Regions from separate parts of the Mus musculus genome. Here all the other regions are linked to region 3. Evidence: chromatin loops called from intact Hi-C (ENCODE). Cell type or tissue: heart. All regions are shown on one strand.

Region 1 (8,000 bases), 150 kb after region 3:
AGGCAGGGAGCCCACCCTGCTGTGCACCCTGACCGTTCAGGCTGGACTGCTGACTCCTTGTATTTGACACCAAGGATTTGAGGAGATGACTCTGGGTAGCTGTGGTTGTGACAGTGGTGTCCTCATGGTGGGCTTGTCCCCTGAGTGAAAGAACTTCAACAGTGAGCCCAACTGTACTGTCTTGATCCAGCATCAACAATGAGAAACAAATGCCTGTGTTGAAGCCACTCAACCTGAGGTATCTGTGACAGGCCCAGACAGCTGAGACAAGGCAGTGGCCTCTCACAGTCAGAGGCAGGTGGCAGAAGGGTTAACAGAACTTTCTCGGGTTAGCCTACCATGAGAAGGGTAGCAGTGTGACCGTTGAGAGCAGGCAGAAGAGATGGACCTGTGAGCAATTCTGTAAAACCAAAGGAAATCTCAAATGTATTTCAAAATTAGCAAATTTTATTTTTAGAAATTGCAACACAAAACTTCACCGCCTCTTGATGCCTTTGCTGCCTGAACAGTGGAGATGGACTTGGTGGCAGTGCAGGAGTAATTGCTTCCTTGGCGACTTCCACGGCTGCTGCTGGGACAACTATTCAAGGCCTCTCACTTTGTGGCCCTGAGTCCTTAGGCTAAGAGCAGGAAGTAGGACACAAGTCAACAGGAAGAAGCCATCCTGCCTCTAGGAAAGTAGGCTTCCTTCTAACAGGAAGCTCTTAGGCTATGCAGTGGTCTAAGAGGAACTAAACATATATGCCAGGCAGTATGCCAGTAGCTTGTGCCGTTAATCCTAGCATTTGAGAGTCATAGGCAGACAGATTTCTGTACAATCCTGGCCAGTCTGGTTCCATAGTGAGTTCCAGGACAGTCAGGGCTACAAAGATCTTGTCTCAGAGAGAGAGAGAGAGAGAGAGAGAGAGAGAGAGAGAGAGAGAGAGAGAGAGAGAGAGAACGATAGGTTTATATATGTGTGTGTGAGTGTGATAAATAATTTAGGAGCAATTTCTCAGAGAGCCATATGACACAACAGTCCCTCTTCTCTCCCTCTCCCCTTCCAGTTGACTATGTTATTTATTGTTGTTTCCCATGTACAACTGAAAAGAAAAACTGTGATTTTAAAAACAGGAGGTAATGGAGGGTGTGGCTTGCTCCCAATCTTGGTCAAGATCTGTTTCACATAGCTGCCCTGGAAATCAGGAGTGAACCATCCAGGAAGAATGACTCAGGCAGACTGCAGGCCAAGTACGGCACATCCATCCCACCCAAGACTACAGCCTAGAGCAGGGTCCAGTTTTGGATGTGGTGGAGGGACCACAGGAAATGCCTTACTGTCCTCTCAGGCTACTGAAAGTGAGCCATCATTCCGCTCCAGGCTACACAAAGAGAGTTGAGGGCTTCTGGGCTCCTAGAAGATCTTGTATTGCAGTGCCCAGAAATGCAGAAGAAACCTTTAGTTCATAGGGACCACCCTAGAGAATGTGGCTGAGAGACATGGAAGAAAGGGAGAAGAAAGAAAATCCAGGTAGCCAAGCCTTAGGTCCATGAGCAGACTCAGCAAGAGGCTCTCAAAGGCAGGAAGGCCTGAACTGTCTCATTGAACCTGGGGAGATGAGACTGTGGAATGCTGCAGAGACCTCTCTCAGGATCTTTTCCAGTCCAGCCACTCACAGCTGTTCTGGGTGTTGGGAAATGCTGGCCACAGAATGAAAAGTCCAGGAAGATGCAAAGGTTAAAGAGCAGCTCACCACTGGGTGTGGCAGGGCATGGTAGTGCACACATGCTTTTAATCCCTGGGTTTGGGAGGCAGAACTGAAATTAAGGCCAGCCTGGTCTACAGAGTAAGCTCCAGCCAGGACTACACAGAGAAACCTTGTTGATAGATAGATAGATAGATAGATAGATAGATAGATAGATAGATAGATAGATAGGGTAAAAATAAATTCCCCAAGGCTAAGGATATGGCTGTCACATCTGAGTCATATAGTGAAGACGACATGACACTGTTGGGCTCCAGAAGAGACAAGGTCCTGTATGAGCCCTGACAAGAGGGGATTCGTGAAGGAAGAGGGCACACCATGACAAGCCTCTATAGTCCTGGCTTTGGAGGTGGCAGAGGGCTTGAAGTTGGCAGCTAAACAGGTACCATTGTCTATATAGATGGTAGAGAGCTAGGAAGGGAGCCCAGGAGGGTCACTGTAGCCTCAGCAGCAGCCTTTGGAGACAAGGCATGAAGCAGGAAACACCCCTACAGTGTAGATAGAAATCTCAACCTGGGAACACCTAGGGATTGTGTCCGTTTTTTTTAGACTGGGTCTCACTAAGTTGGGCTTGCCTTAATTTGTGAATCTAGAATCAGGCAACACTCTGTTTAAGATGAACAAAGGTGAACTGGAGAGATGGCTCAGCAGTTAAGATTACTGACTACTCTTCCAGAGGACCTGAGTTCAATTCCCAGCAACCACATGGTGGCTCACAATCATCTGTAATGGTATCCAATGCCCTTTTCTGGTGTGAATTGAAGACAATGTACTGTATGTATGTATATATGTATGTATGTATGTATGTATGTATAAATAAATAAATAAATAAATAAATAAGATGGTCAAAGACAGAAGCACAGAACAGGGAGTTGGTTGACTACTTACAGAGCCAGAATAGGACAAATAGAAAGACATCATTATCCTAAGGTTTAAGAAATTTATATCTGTCTTGAAGCTGGGTTCAAATCTTCTGAGACTTTGTGGGAGTTAACAGTTAAAGGTTCCAGGAGATTCTGTCTGTTATAAACTTACATATATTAATAATTAGCAGACTTCTGATAAGATTGAGGGCTATATCGATTGGTTATATCTGAATAGAGCACACCACAATTTAATGGCAGTAGTGAAAATCAAGACAGAATAAGAATGAAAATCAAGACAGAATAAGAATGAAAATCTGAAGTGGCTTTGACAGGTTGTGTAAGTAGAGAGATAGTGGTGACAGAAAGTGAGTTTGCCCAGGTAGGTTCAGGCCTGTGATGAGGACTGTGCAGGCAGGCCACGAGAACAGGCCAGGGGCACGAGCATGTATCACTGACGAAACAGATTGTAAAGAGAGCAGGCCGGTCGGCTGAGAGAGGCGTGCACATATGGCTGTTGCTGCCTTCATTTCAAGACAGCAGCAGCGGTGACAGACAGCAGCTGACCTGATGTGTTTGCTTCAGCCAAGCTGGGGTGGGACTTCCTCTCAGCAGCAGGAAGTCATGGCCCAGTGCTTCCAGCTGTTGGAGCCTGTGGTGGGCGTGGAAAAGGAAGCACCTGAAGTAGCACCCCAGCAACGTGCACGCTATTCTTGTGGCACATGGAGCTGCAAGCCTTCACTTTATAAGTCCCAGGTAGAGAGTGAGAGAGAGGGGGCGGGAGGGGCTCCCGCGCATGCATGGGAAGATGGATTCTTGGAAAAGGCAAAACTTTTTCTCAAGGCTGCAGCCAAGCAGGACACCCAAAAGCAACTACTGGCGGGCACAGCGCAGGAGTCCCTCTCTCGAGAAAGCTCACAAGTATAGGGGTAGCAGGTGGTCACACATACGGGGAAAGCAAGTTTCACAGGTTCCCTGGCAGGACACAAGAGGTGGAGCCAGAACTGTTTTTTAGGCGGTGAACCTGCGGAACCAGCAGCTGCAGTGGCCAGTGGAAGTGGGCAAATGAGGGAGAGAGGGAGGCGAAGTCTAAGCTACAAATCACTAGCGAGAAAGTGCCAGTTTAGTGGCCATGTAGAGATATTGTTTTCTGTTAACTGTGAATTAGACCAAGACATTCCAGAAAGTATGTCCAAGGCAGCGAACAGACCCATAGGTGAGACACGTGAGGGCTGAGGACTATGCTCTGGGCTGATACCCCCAGAGAACAGTTTATCCAGGCCTGGCCTAGGATTCTCAGCCTCGAGAAAGAAACTGTCTCAAAGGGAGAGAGGAAGATCTCACCAAAGGGAAAAAGTCCTAGTACAAGGGTCAGTGGAAAGTCTGAATGTCTCCATTCTTAAGGGCAGTATAGGGGTAGCTCTGAGCTCAAGAATTCTCCCCTGGGACCATGCGGACATTTACTCTGACCAGAGTGAGGAGGGGACTAACCTGTTCTCTCAAGTTTAGGCTAGCAAGTATGGATCTCCATGTGAGAGCAGGGGCGATGGAAACCTGCAGAGTTTCTAAATCCGAGTCACGACAACAATGTTGTGTTTATAAAAAGATAGGTTATGTTCTATGGAGGTGTAGTCAGGTATGGGGGGAGGGAGTGCCTCAGCAGGCCCATGCCAAGGCATCCCTTCCCCTTGAGGGACCAGCCACAGGACAGTATAGTATAGAATAGAGTTTATTAAGGGTATGGGGAGGGGAGTCAAGATGGTTGTAGAGGAAGAAAAAGGCAGAGAGAAAGAGAGAGAGTAGAGAAGTAGAGGCCAGCCATGAGCACGTGGAGAGAGGGGAGGGGTAAGGGAATGGGGGGAGAGAGGCGAAAAGAGCAAGGGAGCAAGAGAGTGAGAGGGGGCAAGCAGCCCCTTTTACAGGGGGTCAGGCCTACCTGACTGTTGCCAGGTAACTGTGGAGCAGAAAATAAACAGAATGCTAACACCTGTGGGTACCAAGCACACACATGGTATACACATACACATGCAGACAAAACACTCCAACATGAAATAAAATGAATCTATAAATGCTTTTTTTTAAAAAAAGGTAAAACACAAGATGAGGGGGCAGGTTTTCCCTGAGATAGCCCAGTGGCTCAAGGTGCCAGCTGATGGAAGCAAGAGAACTGATTCCTGAAAATTGTCCCCTAAACTCCAATTACATGCACAGACATGCCAAGAAATTAAAATGTAACAGAACAGTGCTGTTTGTGTTTTGATGTCTTTTATTTTAAAGCAGACCAGGCTGTTACATAACACTGAGTCACGAGGCCTTGAACCACCATGCAATAATCCTTTTGCTGAGTTACTGAGTTGAGGATTTTTTTTTTCTTAAGCAGGGGAATTGAGGGACTAAATTACTGTCCCCAACTAGGAGAACTGAAAGAGCAAGGGAAGGAGCTTCTGACAGTCATTTAGCCTGTCCTTGTTGATTGTCCCTTCTAACACTGTCCTTTTTGCTATCGATCTTGCATCTGGTAGTATCCTCTGTGCGACCACTCAGGGACCCTTGAGCTAATACTAGATTCCAAACATTATGGGAAACTGGAACACAGACCTGTCAAGTAGGAGTGAGAGGATTAGATGCTAGAGCTTTGTTGAGGACAAACTGGAAATAGCTAACATTTTTAATTGCAGTTTAAGCATCCACTTCATGGTAGTAAGTGTGTCCGTGTTGTGCAATCATCCCTGCCATCTCCCTCATCCACAATTTCATCTTTCCAAACTTAAACATGGATGGCAATTCCCATTCTGTCTCCTGGTCACCACTCTATTGTGTCTTTGAAAGCTCACTCTCCTGGGTCATTCTCATAGGTGATGAGACAGGCTGACTCCATGACAGGCTTCAAATAGGCAGTTCAAGACATTAGAGCTAAAAACCCAGGCTTCAGGCAGCTAATCAGAAACTGCCCCATCACCTGGCCGAAAGCAAGGACAATGGGTCAGCAGTTTCCAGCCAGCCCCCATGTCCCAGTAATAGAATGTCCTTAGAGATAGAGTAAGACAAAGCCCACCTACTTTGCAATTTCCTAATGTGCTTTAAATCAGGCTCACTTGGTTGTCTCTCTATCTTGGTAAAGGGAGACCACAAAATACTGGGCTTCTGCAGAATAAAACACTCTTTGCACTTACATCCCATTTGAACCTGGGGTGTCATTCTTCAGTAAGTCATAGACCCTTACATTTGGGGGCTCATCCAGGATTCGATAGAGACCCCCTGGCCAAATAGTGGAGTGTTTTTCCGAATGGTAACTCTAGGTGTACAGTTGTCTTTCGTCTTGTCTATATCTTTCTGATTCAGGTTTAATTCTGTTTGGGGTTTAACCTGAAGGCCAAGAGGGACAAAGTGGACATGTATTTTGTCATCTGGCCAGGGCAATGGAGGATGCTCCTGACCCCCAAACAGAAACTGGAGAACTTGCTAGTTCTCATCTGAATTCTGAACCTGCTTTGGGTCTCTCATGCACAGGAAGTAAGACTGTCTGAGATAGACTTTTTGTTTTGTTTCTGTTTTCCCTGGAACATCCTTGTGTGTCTGTATGTATTCTGTTTGTGCTTTTTTTTTTTTTTTCCTCTCTTACAGATTTTTCTGAACTCCTAGAATGGAAAAGACACAAAGCACACCACTGGGCTTGGTCCTGAACCAGTTTAAGGACTTTTGCAGAGTCACAGAAGACTCAGTCTGGTTGTTCATCTCTGAAAACCAATCGTCTCTTACAGGAATGAATGGCCCACCTATGGCCAGGACTTTCTATCTCCCCATCATGTATAGGGCAAATGTTTAGTTTCTGAGGCATGGGGCCATCTGGACCAAGTGCTGTGGACGTCACTGCTTCCCTCCCACCCTTGCCGAGCTCCTCTCTCTCTTCCTGAGGATCTGTGTCCCCTTCCTTATGTTCCTGTTTCTGCCACTGCTGCCCCTGCCCAGCCAGCACAGGCAGAGGGAGGAGCAGCCCCTGACTCCCCTGACCCTCCTGACTCCACTTGGAGTCCACCTCACACTTCGGCCCATACTGCCCAAAGGGCTGACTCTACTACAGCCTTACCCCTCCAGGCTACAGGAACCCCAGATGCTCAGGGAAGACAGTTCATAACATGTGCCATTCACCAATAATGAGTCTTGCAATTAGAAGTTGCAGAACTCCCCATTTTTAGAAATATATCAGCTCTCACAGGTCCTCTAGATTCAGTCATGCTGACTCACCTGCCCACCTGGGATGACTGTTGGCAACTGCTCCAGGTCCTCTTCATGATGGATAAGAGAGGATTATGGGAGCAACAAGGAGATTGATTCTGGGAGCAAATGGGCTGCCCACTCAAGTTCAGGCTGATACCCATGCAGCTTTTCCTTTTATTCGACCTGGCTTGAGATTTTTTTTTTAACATTAAAATACTAGGATGTTTATTACAAAGGTAAACCCCGATCCTTGAGATGGGCTTATCAGTAGGATTTCTGGTATTGGGCACGGGCACCAGGACTTCCAAATTTTTTGGATTCACAGCGACAGGGGTCAGCTACAAGCAGGGTTGGATCGTACTGGATGAGAATATCTTTGATCTCCTTCTTAGAGGCTTCATCGACATATTTTTGGTAATAAACCACCAGGACCTTTGAGATGGACTGTCGCATGGCATAAATTTGGGCCACATGGCCACCACCCTTCACACAGACCCTGATATCCACACCAGCAAATCGCTCCTTGCCCAGAAGCAAAACCAGCTCCAGGAACTTGTACTGCATCGTGCGAGGCTCCATCATCTCCAGTGGGTGTCCATTCACCTTGATGAGCCCATTTCCTCGTTTGCAGTGGGCCACAGCTGTGGCTGTCTTCTTCATCCAAACACCTGCACGGACTGCAGCAGACCCTTGGACGGCATAGCTACAAGTATGAACAAGAGCTCCTTACTGCGCGCCACCGCCACCGCCACCGAAAAGGCTTGGTTGAGATTTTAACACTGCTGTTAAAAATAAAGACAGGCTCTGGGTCTATAACCGGATTCTGAAGGGAGGCCTCCAAGAGGCTGCCAGACAGTCCACAAATTTATCTAAGGTGAGCCAGGTGATGAGAAGAAAAAAAATGTCCCCAGGGAACATCTAGAAAGACTTTTGAAGCCTATAGAACCCATACTGCTTTTTAACCCAGAAGTCAGGGAGCACCAGTTAGCGGTGAACATGACTTTTGTTAACCAAACTGCCCCTGACATCCATTGAAAGTTTCAGCCACTAAATGGCTTTGCAACCTGCCTCTGACACCCAAAACTAACCTCTATTCACCTTTGAACAGCAAGACTTGGAGAGAGGCTTCAAGGAATAACTGACTTGGATATGCCTGCCTCAAGGATTCAAGAAC
Region 2 (8,000 bases), 520 kb after region 3:
TATAGAAGACATTAGTTCAGTTCCCAGCACTCACTTTGGGTCTGTAATTCAGCCCCAGGGAATTTGATGCCCCTTTCTGGCCTTTAAGGGCACCTGCATTCAATGTGCACATAACCACACAGAGATACATACATCTACACAGAATCAAAAATAGAACAAACCTTTCAAGAAGCAGCTAAAAGAATGGAGAGATGGCTCAGTGGTTAAGAACACTTGTTCTTTCAGAGGACCTGGGTTCCTTTCCCAGAACCCACCTGTCAGCTCACATCCATCCATAACTCCAGTTCCAGATCTGACCTATATAGGTATCAGACAAGCATATAGTATACATACAGAAATGCAGACCAAAAAAAATAAAAAAAAAACCAAAAACATGCACATAAAGTAGTATAAATAAATCTTTAAAACAAACAAAAAAACAAACAAACAAAACAAACAGTTTCAAAAACACTCCTGGGCCAGATGTCTTTAGTCCTACTACTCAGGCAGATGCAGGAGGAGCTCTATGAGTTTGAGGCCAGCCTGGTGCACATGATGAGTTCCAGGTCAGCTAGGACTACAGAGGACTCTATCTTAAAACAAATCAAGCAGCAACAACAAAAATTTAAAAATAACTAAAATGAAATGAAACATGAAACACAGCTGCTTTTGCCGGTTGGAAACAGAGGCTCACGCAGCTCCTTCGCCTTCTGTTTGCTATGTGCATGGTGATGGACTCAGGACCGTCTGCCTCCACCTCTGAACACTGCGACTATGGGCATTCCAGTCCTTAATCACGGTGACATGTTTCAAGTCAGTAGCCTTATGTGGTTGCTGCCTACCACATCAAACCTGGATGCACAGCTCCCTCTTCCATCCCTGCAGAGCTCCACTGCACAGCATCTGCTCTATCCTGGATAACTGCATTCTTTACCTCCATTCAATACAAGTCTAATCGCTCTCAGGAATTCTGCTGGTCATTGTTTTGGCACTGCTGGAACTGGAGCCAAACACTCTGATTCCAAAATTCTTCGGAAATCAGGTTGCACAGGAGCTTTCAACGATAGATGAAGCCCGTTGGTTTTAGCCCATTTCTAAGTCTGGGTCTCCTGGAAAGAGTAGGATAAAGCCTGGCTCTTCACATACTGTAAGTCCCCGAGGTCTGTGAGGGTGACTCCTCTCCCAAGCTTCCAGCTGTCGGGATTCAGACACTGAATGTCTGATTCATGGTCTTGTAAACACACCTCCTGAAGTTTGGGTATTAGCTTTGGGTCTGATATATTGAAGACCAGGAGAACTACTGTTTTTTTTTCTCCATTTTCTATTAATGTTTTCATTCTGACCTATTACTGAAAACTTTTAGCACAGGAAAATAAGCACCCGTACAATGAGTTTCTTCTATGCGCACACCAAACAATCTTTACCATGGTCAGCCTCATTTCAATCTCCGCTGGGATCAACCTGGAGTAAATTCCAGACATTATGTTAGCTCATTTGTAAAGATTTTTCTGTATCTCTTTTAAAAATAAAGATATGTTGGTGTGGTGGTGCACACCTTTAATCCCAGCACTTGGGAGGCAAAGGCAGTCAGGTCTCTGGATTTCTGGTCTATATAGTGAGTTCCAGGATGGTCAAAGCTATGTATAGAGATCCTGGGTTTTGTGTTTTGTTTTGTTCTAAGCTGGTTCACAGCATCTTCTGTAAGGCTAGCTGTGAGTTTTCAGTGCCAGGCTCCATTACAAGACCAACATCCATGGGGGCTTCACGATGCTGCTGTAGTTTCTCTTCTGGATTGTCTCCATCTTTGGCCCTTATGGGCATGTTTGGCTTAGCCTCATCAATTAGAAGTTCCAGCCTTGTGCACCTCATTAATAATATCTCATTTCAAGTCCCAGAGAAGGGGAGGCCCTGGGCAGGTGTCTTGATATCCATTTCTTGAACCAAGGCAGTAGCAACCCTGCTTTATGCGCTGAGCTGTCAAGTGAAGCAGTTGGCCTCTGTTTAGGAAAACTGAGCCAGAATGGCTGTGCTTATAGAGAGTGGCCATCTGAGGCGGGGAGACGGTTTTCTCTCGGCTCATTCACAAATATTGACTGAGCTCTCAGCTCATGGCAGGTCCGATTCAACCAACCGATAAGTAAACATCTGTCCACGTGAAGCGCACATTCCAGCAGGGAGAGAGACACAGTAAATATACAGGGGGGTTGTTTTGGTTTGTTTTTGGTTTGGTTTTGAGGCAGGGTCTTCCAGAGTATCCATGGCTGGCCTATATAGGCCAAGCTGACCTCAACTCAATGAGATCCACCTGCCTCTTCCTTCCAAGTGCCACCCATGCCCATAGTGTCATTTAGATGTACTGAAAGGAAGGTTCAAGGATCAGGAAAAGCAAAAATCAAACACACAATACCCCCTTCATTTCTGCCCGAGGAGGGAGATCCTAAACACAAGGCGGGAAGCGGGCCTGCTGAGATAAGAAAGAACATTTCTAGATCGACTTCTCACTACAGCTCAATGGTCTATTGTGCTGCCCACACAGAACACACCGACTAACTCAGCAACCACAGCTCAGCACAGAACAACACAGATGTGAGTCTTGGGTGGTGCTAGTACCAGTGCCCAACTCCACAGGGAGCTGCTGGGGTTGGGGCTATTCACTTTCATGATATTTATCAAAGTTTCAACCTTTTAACAAAGTTCATTATCTGCTTCCCAAGCCACAGCAGGTTATAAGCAGGAGGTTCAGAGAGGACCGGAGGGCAAGCCCTTCCTTCAGCTGACACTGTCATCCAGTGAGCCAACCTCCTCCACACCGCAAGCTCAGGTCACCCAGACATCCTTACACTTGTGTTTACTGTCCCACGGTGTATGGGAAGAATGTGGGCATGTCTTAGTGATTTTGATAAAAAACAAAAACCAAAAAAGCCCAATTCCACCTTTGTAATTCAGCACTGTAGATTATGATTAATTTAAGGACAGGTGTTTTGAATTTACCCATCCCCCAAGCCCCTTCCTGAAGCCTAAGATAATGCTACTTGTGTAATAATGCTGGATAATTGGATTTTGAGTAAATAAATAAAAATATAATTGTGGACTAATTAACCTTCTCTAATCCTCCGTGGTCTTGTGCGTGGAAGTAACTTCATCACCTAGGGGACTTTTTCAGAATATTAAGTAACGTGATGTAGATGGTACAATGGGTTACATATCATTTCAACGATGGGTATTTTGATACAAGGAGCTGAACCGCTGGGCAGTGGTGGTGCACACCTTTAATCCCAGCACTTCGGAGGCAGAGACAGGCCGATTTCTGAGTTCAAGGCCAGCCTGGTTTACATAGGGAGCCCTGTCTCGAAAAACCAAAATAATAATAATAATAATAATAATAATAATAATTTCTTGGGCTGGAGAGATAGCTCAAAGGTTAAGAGCACTGGCTGCTCTTCCAGAGGTCCCAAGTTCAATTCCCAGCAACCACATGGTGGCTTACAACCATCTGTCATGGAATCCGATGCCCTTGAGGACAGTGACAGAGTACTCATATAAAACAAATAGATAAATCTAAATTTAAAGAAAAACTTATTCTCTGGAAAAAAAAAAAAAAGGAGCTGAACCAACAAATGTCTTTCCCACAGATGTCCTTTCAAAGGTCAAGGGAACCATTAGGTCCTTGTGTTCATGACTTGAGTCACCACTAGGTGGCAATATTTTCTTTACACAGATAAGCCCTTTTCTTTCTCTATCCCAGTGGTCTCCAAACTGGGGACTCACCACTGTGAAGACAAGGTTTCCAAGAGTCTCAATTACAGAACGCTTTGGGGAAGTCACCTGTGTGTCCTCTTTCCTCATATAACCAAAGGGTGATGTGCCCCTTTTCCATCCCAGATTATCATCATCATCAGTCCTCTTTTAAAGACAGGATCTCACTGTGGCTGCCCTGGCATTCTCTCAATAGACCAGGCTAGCCTCAAACTCAGAGATCTGGCAGCCTCTGCCTGCTGAGTGCTGGGATTAAGGACAGGTACCACCAACCTCATTGTTCAGGCAATAACATCTTCAGAGGTATCAAACACAAGCGTAAAAGCATCTGAGTGACTCCGAGGGGGTCCTGTGCAGCATCGAGAGCTCTGCGCACAGAGACACGTCTCCAGGCCTTATATTTAGCATTTTTCACAACGGAGTTTCTCCACATTAGGCTTCCTTCAGATTGGTGCTTTTCTTGATACTTCCTGTTGTTTTTTTCAGTCTTTATCACTGTGAGCCAAATGACGTCGTTGCTGAAGCTAATCCCCCCCAACAAATTTTTACTATTTACATTTACTATTATGTCTTTGATGTACTTGTGTGATGGAGGGTGCATGTGGATGGGTCACAGGTAGCTTGCAGGAGTCAGTTCTCTCCTTCCACCATGTTGGGTCCAGAGACCAAACTCGGGTACTCTGGCTTAGTGGCAGGTGTCTGCACAGCAAGCCATCACTTTGCAATTCCTTCCTTTATTTTTCACTTTATGTGTGTATGAGGGAGCACTGAGTATGTATGTTTGTGCACCATATGCGTGCAGTGCCCACAGAGGCCAAAGGGAAATAGTGCTTCCAGGAACCACCCCACTAGCCAGTGCTCTAACTGCTGAGCCATCTCTCCAGCCCAAGTTTTACACACATACACTCTCTCCATACACTGTCTCCTTCTTCTCTCTTTCCATACATATATTAATATGTGTATGAGAACATAATTTAAAAAAAAACTATATCTTTACACACATATACATTCAGCCCTCCCCCACATATGCATAACCTTAAATAAAATTTCAAAATATATATGTTGCTGGGTGGTACACACCCTTAATCCCAGTACTCTGGAGCCATATGCAGGTGGATCTATGCTATATGGAAAACAGGACAGCAGGGCTACAAAGAGACTGTGTCTCAAAATAAATAGATTATATATATATATATATATATATATATATATATATATGTAAACTTTTTTAACCCCCAAAATTTAAGAAAGAGAGAGATGATGGCTCAGTAAGTAAAGGCTGGAGATCTGTGACCAGGGAGACAACCAACTTCCAAATGTTATCCTCTGACCTTCACAAAAGTAGTGCTGTGGCAGCCAATAGTTGTAGTAGTAGTAGTAGTAGTAGTAGTAGTAATCTATTAAAAGTTAAATACCAATTTTAAAAATCACTTGACCTTCAGTGTTGTTTGTTAAAAGCAGATGATGACAATCCTGTGTGAAAGATTCCCTCCCCACCCTAGAGAACAACAGCACCCCCACCCTGAAGGAGAGAGTTCTGAACACACACAAGCCTTGGTAAGCTGCCCTGGCCTTCCACCTACCCAGCCCCAGCACCTAACCACAATTTTACAGCTCATTTGTCTTTGGTCCATTCAGTAATTATGTGACCTACAATAAGTGTTTCTTTCAGTCTTCAGGGCTTTTGAGGGGTTGCTGTTTGTTTGTTTTGGGCTTCCATGTCACATAAAATTTGTATTATACTTTTCTCCTGTTAATCTGTGTCATCTCCATTTAATCTTAGACCCAGCAAGGACACTAGAAAGGGCAGAAATGGAATTTTCCACCTTGAAGTCTCTGGCAACAAAGATGGGATCCCGAAGGGCTGAGACACCCCTTGTTCCCTGAACTTTTCCTGAGAGTGGTGGAGAATCATCGGCTCACCTCAGACAGGGCAGCACCAGCAGACCAAAGGGATGATTCCATTCAATTCTAGCTTACTGAGCCCATTTGTTTACCTCACTGTAGTGGGAGTGTCTCCAGCCTTCAGTTACATCACTGAAACCACACCCTGGCATGGACTGCAACATCCCCACAGCTGCCTGGATGGGGTCCCCCTCAGCTAACTTTCCACTCTCTTGTACTCTATCAGCTTCCTAAGTCACATGCTGCTAGGGCAGATCCACAGACATCTGTGAAAGAGACAGAGAGGAGATGACTGGACTCTCAGGTAAACATCTGATGACCGCACCCCTCCTGTGTGGGAACAGATCTGATGTGGGATCTCGGGGCTAATCTCAGCTTCTCTAAGACAGCAATGCTGCTATGCTGGGAGAACAGCCATCCACAATACCTTATTTACTCCACATTTTCAGATGGGCTCCTGGGAAACCGCACAAAACCCAGAAGAGATGGGACAGGACATGGCGGCTCATACCTGTAATCCCAATATTTGGAAGCTTGAGGCAGGAGGATTACTACAAGTTTGGCCACAGCAAAGACTGCAGTGAGAGTCCTGCATCTACAGAGTGAGACTCCACTCATAACAAAACCAAAAAGTCTAACATGGTAGGAATTCTCACAACTATTAGCATTCCCAGATCTCTGTGTGCTTCCCTCCCCATTAAGAAGGTGAGGCGTCATGATGAGTTTCAGCTGCCAACCTGACCCGCTGGGAAGAGGGAACCTCAGTAGAGGAACTGCCTCCATGAGACTGGCCTGTGGACAAGTCTGGGGGCATTTTCTTTGTTGTTAATTAATGTAGGAGGCCATGACATTGTCATTGCTGGGCCAGTGGCCTGGGTCATATAAGAAGAATAGCTGATGAAGAGCCTGAAAGCCAGCCAGTAAGCAGCATTTTTCTGGTTTCTGCTTCAGTCTCCTCTTTGAACTCCTACCTTGATTTCCCTCAGCGATGAATCTCTGTTGCCCATCAGCCAAAGAAACCCTTTCCTTACCTAAGTTGCTTCTGGTCACTTGTATTTTATACAAGGTTTTCTTATCTATTGCTTTCTAATTCTGGATTGTCAGGAGAGATCTGTGTTAGAACTTCCTTGGCCATGTGGCTCTCGGGAGCTTTGTCAGGGTATGAGGACACGGCTCAGGAAATGGTTCCTATCTTTTGTTTCTGCCGTTTGTGTGGCTCCTCAGAAAAAGGAAATAAGAATAAAGTTTTCTTTTTCTTTCTTGGTTTTTTGAGACAGGGTTTTTTCTGTGTAGCCCTGGCTGTCCTGGAACTCACTCTGTAGACCAGGCTAACTTCAAACTCAGAAATCTTCCTGCCTCTGCCGTCCAAATGCTGGGATTAAAGGAGAGCGCACCACTGTCCAGCAAGAATAAAGTTTTCATTTCACCTTGTTTGGGGTCTTTAAAGATGGCGCTGTGGCTGTAAGAACACCTTCTTTGAGCTTTTCAGCTGGCCAGCAGCCAACACAGCTGAGCCTGTCCTTTCTCGGGGAGTTTATCTTCACTGTCCCACTTTCTCTGACCTATTGAAACCATGGGCTTTGCATTCTTGGACTACCTTTGATGATTGCATGTATTCTCCCTACTTTTAGGGACATTTCTTATGTCCAAGACTAAACCATCCAAGTCTTATCAGTGATGAGCCATTAAAAGACTCACTGGGTTTTAGTCACCACTGAGGTTAGCTTTGCCCTTGAAGACTAAGTGCAAGTGCATTTCAAGTTCAGCTCAAAAATACTTTTGATAGCCAGTGGCATACGCCTTTAACCCCAGCACTTGGGAGGCAGAGGCAGGAGGATTTCTGAGTTTGAGGCCGGCCTGGTCTACAGAGTGAGTTCCAGGACAGCCAGGGCTGCCTTGTCTCGAAAAAACAAAACAAAACAAAAAACTTTTGACAAATACAAAAGTTATATTTAGTCTGGTGTGGTCGTTTGAATGAAAGTGGCCTCAGAGGCTCATATATTTGGATACTTGACCTGCTGTTGCTAGAAATGTTTGTTAAGGATTAGAAGGTGTGGCCTTTTGAGGAGGTGTATCACTAGGGATGGACTTTAAGGTTTCTTTTCTTTTTTTTTTTTTTTGGTTTTTCAAGACAGGGTTTCTCTGTGTAGCCCTGGCTATCCTGGAACTCACTTTGTAGACCAGGCTGGCCTCGAACTCAGAAATTCGCCTGCCTCTGCCTCCCGAGTGCTGGGATTAAAGGCGTGTGCCACCACGCCTGGCTGACTTTGAGGTTTCAAAAGCTCATGCCCAAGCCCAGTCTCTCCCTGCCACCTCCATCTCTCTCTCACTCTCTCCCCCTTCCACCACATTGCCCTCAC
Region 3 (8,000 bases):
AGTCAGATGGCCTCTGGTTACAAGATGGTGGCTGATTCTCTCCATCAGTCTGCAGTGGTCACCAGCTCCTTCTCCCAAACTGCTGTGCACAAAGCCAGAGGCTTGTAAAACCGAACCCCACCCATGGCAGTCTAGAAATCTCTAAATGAAAGTTTGGTTGGGTTGTCCCAGAAGCCAGTCAGGGAAAGGACCGGAGCCTGGGACAAGTTCCCATAGCTTCTAATACAAGGTGAGGTACTGGGTGAAAGATGCCCATCAGACCATAGTCAAGGACATTTAAAATAACAAACCTCTAGGCTGTTAAGTAGGGGCTCACTGGTACCCTGGAGGTTGCGGTAAAACTTCAAGAATGTGAGCTCCTCTTTTGTCCTCAGCAAAAGGGTTGCTAAATGACTGACCCCACCCTTAGGAGAGCCCAAGGCCTGGGCTGCCTGAGCTTGCTGACTAGGGGACAGTGCTTGTCACCACCTCAGCCATAATGATGTGGTGTAGTGTTGAGAGCAAAGGAACAGGCTTCATATATTGTCAACCAAGACAAGTGCCTGGAGATTGATGGCAGTACAGCACCCCTGACTTCTGGATGGAGCTGAGGTCAATGTCTATCAAGAATAACCAAGCAAGCCCTGCATCAGAATTGTGGGTGGAGAAGGCCACAGCTTCTAAAATGCAGAACTCTGGGACACTGAGATGACTCAGGGGTATAGGCGCTTGCTATGAATTGTGATACCCTGAGTTTGATTCTCCCAGACTCATTTGATGAAAAAGAAAAGCATCTCTTAAATATTGTCCTCTGACCTCAGTAGGGACACACACACAACACACTCACACACACACATACACACTCACACACACATACTCACACACACACAACACACTCACACACACACTCACTCACTCACACACACACATACACAATTTCTTCTTTCTTCTTTTTTTTAATTCGAGTGTGTGTATGTGTGTATACGTATGTTCCTTAAAAAGTCTTCGGAGGCTTGGTGACAGTATTATTTCTATCCCTTAGCAGGGCTTTTAGGAATGAAAGGGGTTTTTCCTCAACCCTAAGTGATTTGTAGCAATGCCTGGGGTGGGTTTCATCCAAAACACTGGGATCTGTGAAATGCTGCAGCTGTTTACAGTCCCACGGCTGCATCCAAGAATCCTTCACTAATCCAACTCTGCCTGTCTTAGGCCATACTATTCTCCCAAGGCTCACCTTCCAGAACGTGAAAACCTACAAAGGCAGAGGCCATGGGGACCCTTGCTGGAGGTTGGCAGCAAGGAAAGGACACATCAATAATTCCACTCCTTGGCTGCCAATGATTGGACTGTGGGTAAGAGTGGTATGGCAGCTGATCGGCTGGATTCACATCAAGGCGGTGGATGGCTAGCCAGCCTTCTTTGCTCACACACAGGCCCAGGCACAGGCCTGGCTAGAAGAATGCTCCATATTGCCTCTCCCCAGACTCAGGCAGTGACACAAGGCATGTGATAGCATCCGTCAGAACAAGTCCCTCTGGGCAAGAGTCAGTTCTTCGGCAAAAGCCAAGAGCAGGAGCACACAGCTGCCTTCAGCTGAAGTTGTCCTACACTGAAGGTTACAAGGAACAAGTTGTCCTTCCCTTCAGACGACTGACTTCCTTTTGGATGAAACATCCCAGCTTCTCCTGTCAGGAACATGCCCAAATAAAGTAGCTGCTGCAGCCTTGGAAAAGATTTAGCTCCACAGAGAAGCTGGGACCCAACGCCCACATGGGATTTTCTGGATTTGCCTTTCTTTCTCTCTTCCTTGCTTCCTTCCTTGCTTGCTTCCTTCCTTCCTTCCTTCCTTCCTTCCTTCCTTCCTTCCTTCCTTCCTTCCTTCCTTCCTTCCTCCCTCCCTCCCTCCCTCCCTCCCTTCCTTCCTTCCTTTCTTTTCATTATTATTACTATTAGTTCGGCAGCGGTCATTTGAGTTTGGCTTTCCAAAGCTGTCTGGAAAAAGCTGCCCAGGCTCAGCTGCTCAAGACTGAAATGGGCGTGATGGATGCAGCCGCAGCTCTCAGATTTCTTGTTGCAAGTTTTTCTGACCTGAGTCAAGTAACCTGTTGAGACCAGTCCCCTCATCTACCCAGAGGCCACTCAGCAAATGCTTAGCTCACACTCCTGGATTCCTGTGTGGAACAGTGGAGATAGCGATCTGGCTCGGAACAATTCCAGCTGTAAACAACGCACTTCCTGACGGCAGAAGCAGAGTCCTCGGGAAAATGGCGCGGGTCTGCCTGCAGCCCGCCCCCGTTCTGTGCTGTGGGTGATGCCCGGGGAGCAAGCCTGGAAAGTATGTCTGTTGACAGCAAGGAGAAGCGCTAAATAATCTGCCAGGGACAGGAACTGGCCGCTAGCTAGATTTTTCTACGTAGGATTATATTTTGAAATAATTGCTTCAAGATATTTTTTTAAAAACTTGGCTGGCTCAGGGAGACATTCAGATGATGGTCTGGGGCCTTCAATGTAAGCTAAGGCAGGCTTGTAGAATCATCACCCAGCACAGAAGGAAGGAAGCCAACAACTGGGGCAGAGAGAACGCTCAGTGAAGTGCGTTGGGTTTCCGGTGTCCAGAGTCAGTGTCAGACTGTGGTCTGCCAAAGGTCCTGAGAATCCAGAATGACTTCCCACATGCTCTGCTAGGGGAGTATTGGTGGGGAGGGGGGAGGGGGAGCTTTGGGGACTAGTGACAGAAAGGTTGTCAGCCTAGCCCCAGTCCACCTGGTCAGCTGACTCCTATTAGTTGATAACTCACCCTTGGAGTTACTGCGGAGAGCTGGGCAGCCCTCCCTCAAATGTCCCCTTGGCCTTCTCTCTGTTTTCTCAGGCCTCTGCACAAATGCCACCTTCTCAGGAAAATCTACCCTGTCTGAAAGGCTGATGTCCCCGCCTCATTTCCTAATGTTAAACATGTTGTCGTTCCCATTACAGTTTATATCGTCTATATTGTAACTATCTTAGCAGGAACAAAAATATTCTATTTTATTTATTTGTTTGCTTATTTTGGGACACGGTCCCATGCATACGAAGCCCACCTCAAACTCTCTAGTTGAAGAAGACCTTTAACTTCCCTGATGATTTTTGCCTCCACCTCCAACGTGCTGGGATTATGGGCACGTCACAACCGACACCCAGTTCATAGTTTCTTCAGTGTTCAGGATTGAACCCGGCTTCTTCTGCATGCCACACAAGCACTCTGCAAGCTGAGTTACATCTCCAGCCCCTGACAGGTGAAGCTATTCTAGACAATTCTGAACACACACACACACACACACACACACACACACACACACACACACACACAAGGTCCTGTATATCTCTCTAGTGAAATAATGGTCGCCATGAGATTAGAATCCCCCAAGATATTCATGCTAGGAGAAAGAAAGGATGGAGGCAGAGAGGAACATGGGTCCCAGAATGCTGTTTCACACAGCTCTAACAACTGCACAAGCCCACCTGGAGGACAGATTGGAGGTGTGAAAGGCAGGGCCACTCATTGCCCAGGACTGCTCAGCAGTGTGTACCGCGTGTCCTCTTATTAATCCTGAACTTCATGTCAGGACCCCACAGTGTGCTTGGGAGCTATGGGAGCTGTTTGTTCCTCTTGCTGGTGCGACCACACTGAATACATCTTTCTCTTCTCGATGGATGTTATTCACCTCTCTGATTGGCCTATTGAGAGGGGAGGGAGATGACCACGCCTAGGTTGCTGGACTGCCAGGCTGTGACCCAAAAAACTCTGGTAAGAATATTTTCCCCTCCAGCTAAGATGTCAAGTGCAAGAATGTATATTTTTACTTACAGTTGGGTCCAAGGGTTTTAGAAAAATGCATTCACATCATAAAGACTAGTAAATATTTACTGAATGTGTGAAGGAATCTTACATTTAGTATTGACTCACGTACCAAACACTAGTTATTTCCCTTAGATAGTTATGTGAATGAATATACCAAGAATGAACTTATAATCGCCTAGTGTAAAAGCAGGAACTACTTGCTTGTTTTCTTGAACTTTCAGTTAAAATTGGGGGGGGGGGGGGTTTGCAATTCCTGCATATAGCCACAGGATGGCACCATTGCTCAGTGTATTTTCTCTGGAAAGCCGGCTGGTATCAGAAAATTCTCCACCCTCCTTCCCCTCCTCCTTTTTCTCTCTTCCTTCCTCCTAATACTGTAAAAGTAAGTCTTTTCTGAAGCTCTGGAAGAAAAGACACCGAGCAGAATACATTGCTCGACACCTGTCTGGATCCCTTAGCTCCATCTTCTCTCTGGCCCAAAGCCCAGAGTCCTGCTGTTCCCAGGCTGAAAGGCAGTGCAGGGACCTTTAGGAATGCACTCCCTCTCCTCCCCACCACCCCACCACAGCCCCTGACATCCACTCTGAGTTCCTAATAGCACCATCTCAGCAGCCCCTACCTATCCTTCGGTCTGACTCTGAGAAACCATCAACAGAGAGGTTCTCTGGCCTTTGTCTACTGGCCTTATGAAAAGAATCATGTGATGCCTTTGAGGCTGTGGGCGGCACTGATGGTATTTTGTAATTGGGGAACAAGTTTCCAGGGGTGAAGCAGGGTTACTAAAACAAGAGGACAAAAGGAACATTAAAGATTTTGCTAACCTGATAACCCTGCTCAAACCGAACAATTGGGGGGCTTCCATTTCCTGGATCACAGCAGAGCTCTGACTTCCTGGGTTTGAAGGCTGTGGTCTGGTTCTAGCCATTTGCTGGTCTCAGGAATGGAAACCAGTAACCATCTCCAAACAGAGATTGGGAAAGGAAAATAAGTCACACCCACAGGAATTGTGGGTGCTCCCCCACTTCAGGCTCACCTCCCCTCTTCCAAGGCCCAGTCTAACCCAGACACAGTCACTGCAGGGAGCATGAGCAGTGCTTGACTAGAAGGTCATTCAGGGTGATGATTAGGACAGTCATCAATTCCTGAGGCCCAAGAGTGACTCACTTAGCTCTGATGTGCACAGATCAAAGGAGGGTATTTATGGCTTAGACACAAGCCTGCCATTCTTTGCCATAATAAATAATATAAAGTCCTCATTCTGCTGCCTGTCTCTACCCCAGCTGTCTTTGTACTGACATGAACACCCTTCTCTCTTCTCTCTACTCTTTTCCACCTTGAAAAATGTCAAGACATTCTTTGCTGGCTCTCAGACACTCGGCTGCCATGGTGCCATGGGGAGAGGGGCTCAAATGCCCATGTCCCCAGATAAGAGCACAGGCGGGTCTAGAGTAGGCTTGGAGCTAGCTCTTCCTGAGAACTTACCTTTCTTATTTTGCTTGAATGTGTCTCAGTGTTTGGGCATGCTAGAAGCCCAGCCTCCATTTAAGAGCTCCGTGACTTCAGGAGATCTGTCATGCTTCCATTCCCCAGTCTATAAAATATGGGTAATTAATAGCTCAAAGTCTGACTTATGAAAATGACAAGATAAAAATATGTAAAGTGCTCAGCACCAAGCCTGTTGCAAAACAATGCCAGTGAGCGCTGTTCGTGCTGCAGCATTCTTGTGGTATTTCCAAGAATTTATGGATGCAGCACAGACTGTTCTGTGTGTCCTCCTCAGTGAGGATGTGCACCCCACACCCCGCCCCCAGGACTCAAGACTAACAAACACTCTTACAGGAAGCAAATGGCCAGGAGGATGCTGTGAGCAGGTCCAGCTCAGCTTCTCTGTGGGCACTTCAGACCAAGTACTACCCAGTCGTTAGGCAGTGCCGGGTGCTTCTGGATGCTTTAAGAAGCCACATCTCTGGCTTCTAATCCCTAGATGCTAATAGTAGCCTTTTAGTTGTCACCAAAGAAGTGTCTCTGATGTTTGTCTGCAGTGGGCAATGGTTACCACAGACTCAACTAACCCCCTCTCCTAAGGCTGCAGGGACATTGCAGAAGAGGGAGTAGGTACTGAGAATTCTGCAATTTTGGTTTCTTTTACAATCCCAGAAATATTATAAGAATATAATATTCTTTTTAAAAATATAATATTAAAAATATAATAGAATATAATATTCTTTTTTTGTTTTAATCCCTAGTGATATGGGGCAGCATCTGACTGCGATGTGCCCCATGCTCTAGCAGAGGCATGGTTTTGCCAGCTGCAGATACTTTTTGTGATTGTGTGACATTTGGAATTCTGGGGACTTTTTAGAGGGTAGATAAATGCTAGGGCTTGTCAGTTGTTTAGTTTGTTAATAGTCGTGCTCAAAGAAGAAACAAAAGGAAAAAAATTAAATTCTGGAATCTCTCTCTCTGTGTCCTCTATCCTTCTTCTCTCCTATTTAGTGATGGGGTGAGCTGGAGTGAGGGGTATGATAAAGGTGAGAAAATGCCTACAAAGTAGTAAAGAGGGGCTGCAGGGGCGCACGTGGCCTAAGATCCAGAGGTGCACTGTGAAAAGGCGTGCTCTGGGCAGGACGCACCTGCTATACCCATGAAGTCAGAGCAGCTGTGGCTGTCTCCTTCACCAGATCATCATGCTGGCATCCCAGCTTGGATGGCCATGACACTGATAAAGCCCCACCCCTTCCTACGGAGCTAATGGGACTTAATGGGGTCACTGAAAGAAAGAGGGTCACGACCCTCAGCAGTATCACCCTGGTGCTGGGATTAATCCTACAGTGCCACCAGTCACCCTGGTGCTGGGATTAATCCTACAGTGTCACCAGTCAGCCCTTGCTCAAGTAAATAACTCCCCAGTTGTGCTCATAGAGACCTAAAACAACTAATGAATCACAATGGACTCTGGGGACGGGGGCGGGGTAGGGGCAGAAATATACATATAATATACAAGTAGAAGAGGGGTTCCAAAGTGGGGTGGAAAGAGGGTGTGTGAAGGGGAGGGGATAAGAGAGGATAATGGGGGATATAATCAAAGTAAAAAATATTGTAAAAGAGTGAACAGCGACAGCTGAGGAGGCAGAGATGCCTTGCATGAGAAACACTGGTCCAGGAACCACGGAAGGATGGGGTGCTCAGGCTGGGATCTCACAGAGCTAGTAGTGGCATGACTGTGTCTGTCCACCATGTCAGAGCTCATCGACTGACAATGATTTCCAAAGCCTTGTCATCATCAGTTTGCCAAATATTCCTGATTTCCCTTGACCTCTGACCTCTGACATTTATGTCAGACAAGATTTACTATGTAAATAATAAATAAGATTTATTTATGTAAATGACAAGAGCCAGACAGGTTCTCATCTTCCAACACTTCCTTTGTGTTTTGTTTGGTTTTGGGTTTTGTTCCAGACAGGGTTTCACTATGTAGCCTGGGCTAGCTTGAAACTCACTCTGTAGACCAGGCTGGCCTTGGACTCACAGAGATCCACCTGCCCCTACCTCCTGAGTGCTGGGACTACATGTTGTGTACCACCATGGCTAGCTTTTATTCCATTCTTAACTAGTAGTATTGGCATTCTGATCACAGATTTTTACCTCACTTAGTAACAAAGTTCTCAGTGTTTCAGATTGGCTACCAAAGGGTTAAAGAGGTTGCCGTGTTCAAAGGAGCCTGACTGGAATCAGAGCTGCCACAGATGCAGGGAGAGTTGTTGCACAGTTAGATATTAACACACACAGTTGGAGAACTGACCCGCAGGCCCTTCATATGACCTTCAGGATCTTCCAGGAGTGGTACAGGGCACCAGGTCTGAGTAGATAGACAGAAAAATAGGCAGATGGTTAGTAATCCAAGATGTTCCCACCAAGCACTGAGCAACATGCAGAGCTGGAGCCATGGGGACAGTTGGGAGTTCTTTCTTAGTCCCTTGATGAGATGGTTAGATTCAGGTCACTGGGGCTCTCCCTATCTATAACAGTGTTAACAGCCTTTTTTTTTTTTTTTTTTTGCCTCCCAAGTGCTGGGATTAAAGGCATGTGCCACCACTGCCCGGCTTTTTATGGGGTCCAAGTGTGTCTTGGTGACTTTGCTATTGCTGTGTTTAGTCAAGGCAGCATGACCAAGGCAACCTAC

Evidence for each region. Hi-C counts contacts between places; a loop is a spot of excess contacts. Peaks named below come from ENCODE experiments on the same cell type or tissue, not always from the same donor. Only the 100,000 strongest peaks of a DNase experiment are listed, where the experiment ranks them.
Region 1: it touches region 3 in a loop (2.2-fold over the local background); 4 of 42 quality-filtered maps call a loop at or near these places.
Region 2: a loop joins it to region 3, with 3 times the contacts of the local background. A loop is called at or near these places in 7 of 42 quality-filtered maps.

The regions. Positions count from the first base shown.
Region 1 is chr11:22,779,721-22,787,720 of GRCm38, forward strand. It overlaps the pseudogene Gm12058. Among named protein-coding and RNA genes, the nearest start is that of B3gnt2, 76 kb to the right of the region's middle. In heart, no CTCF peak of the experiment used is centred here; DNase peaks (open chromatin) are centred at 621, 1,231 and 3,261; H3K27ac peaks cover 773 bases.
Region 2 is chr11:23,146,294-23,154,293 of GRCm38, forward strand. It overlaps 1700061J23Rik (RIKEN cDNA 1700061J23 gene), which reads left to right and starts at 5,847. Exons shown (of 3, transcript NR_131065.1): 1 at 5,847-5,944. In heart, a CTCF peak has its summit at 3,661 (motif pointing right); no DNase peak of the experiment used is centred here.
Region 3 is chr11:22,627,609-22,635,608 of GRCm38, forward strand. No RefSeq gene overlaps it. Among named protein-coding and RNA genes, the nearest start is that of Gm12052, 20 kb to the left of the region's middle. In heart, a CTCF peak has its summit at 4,109 (motif pointing right); DNase peaks (open chromatin) are centred at 1,553, 2,213, 2,573, 4,343 and 1 weaker place; H3K4me3 peaks cover 635 bases; H3K27ac peaks cover 2,683 bases.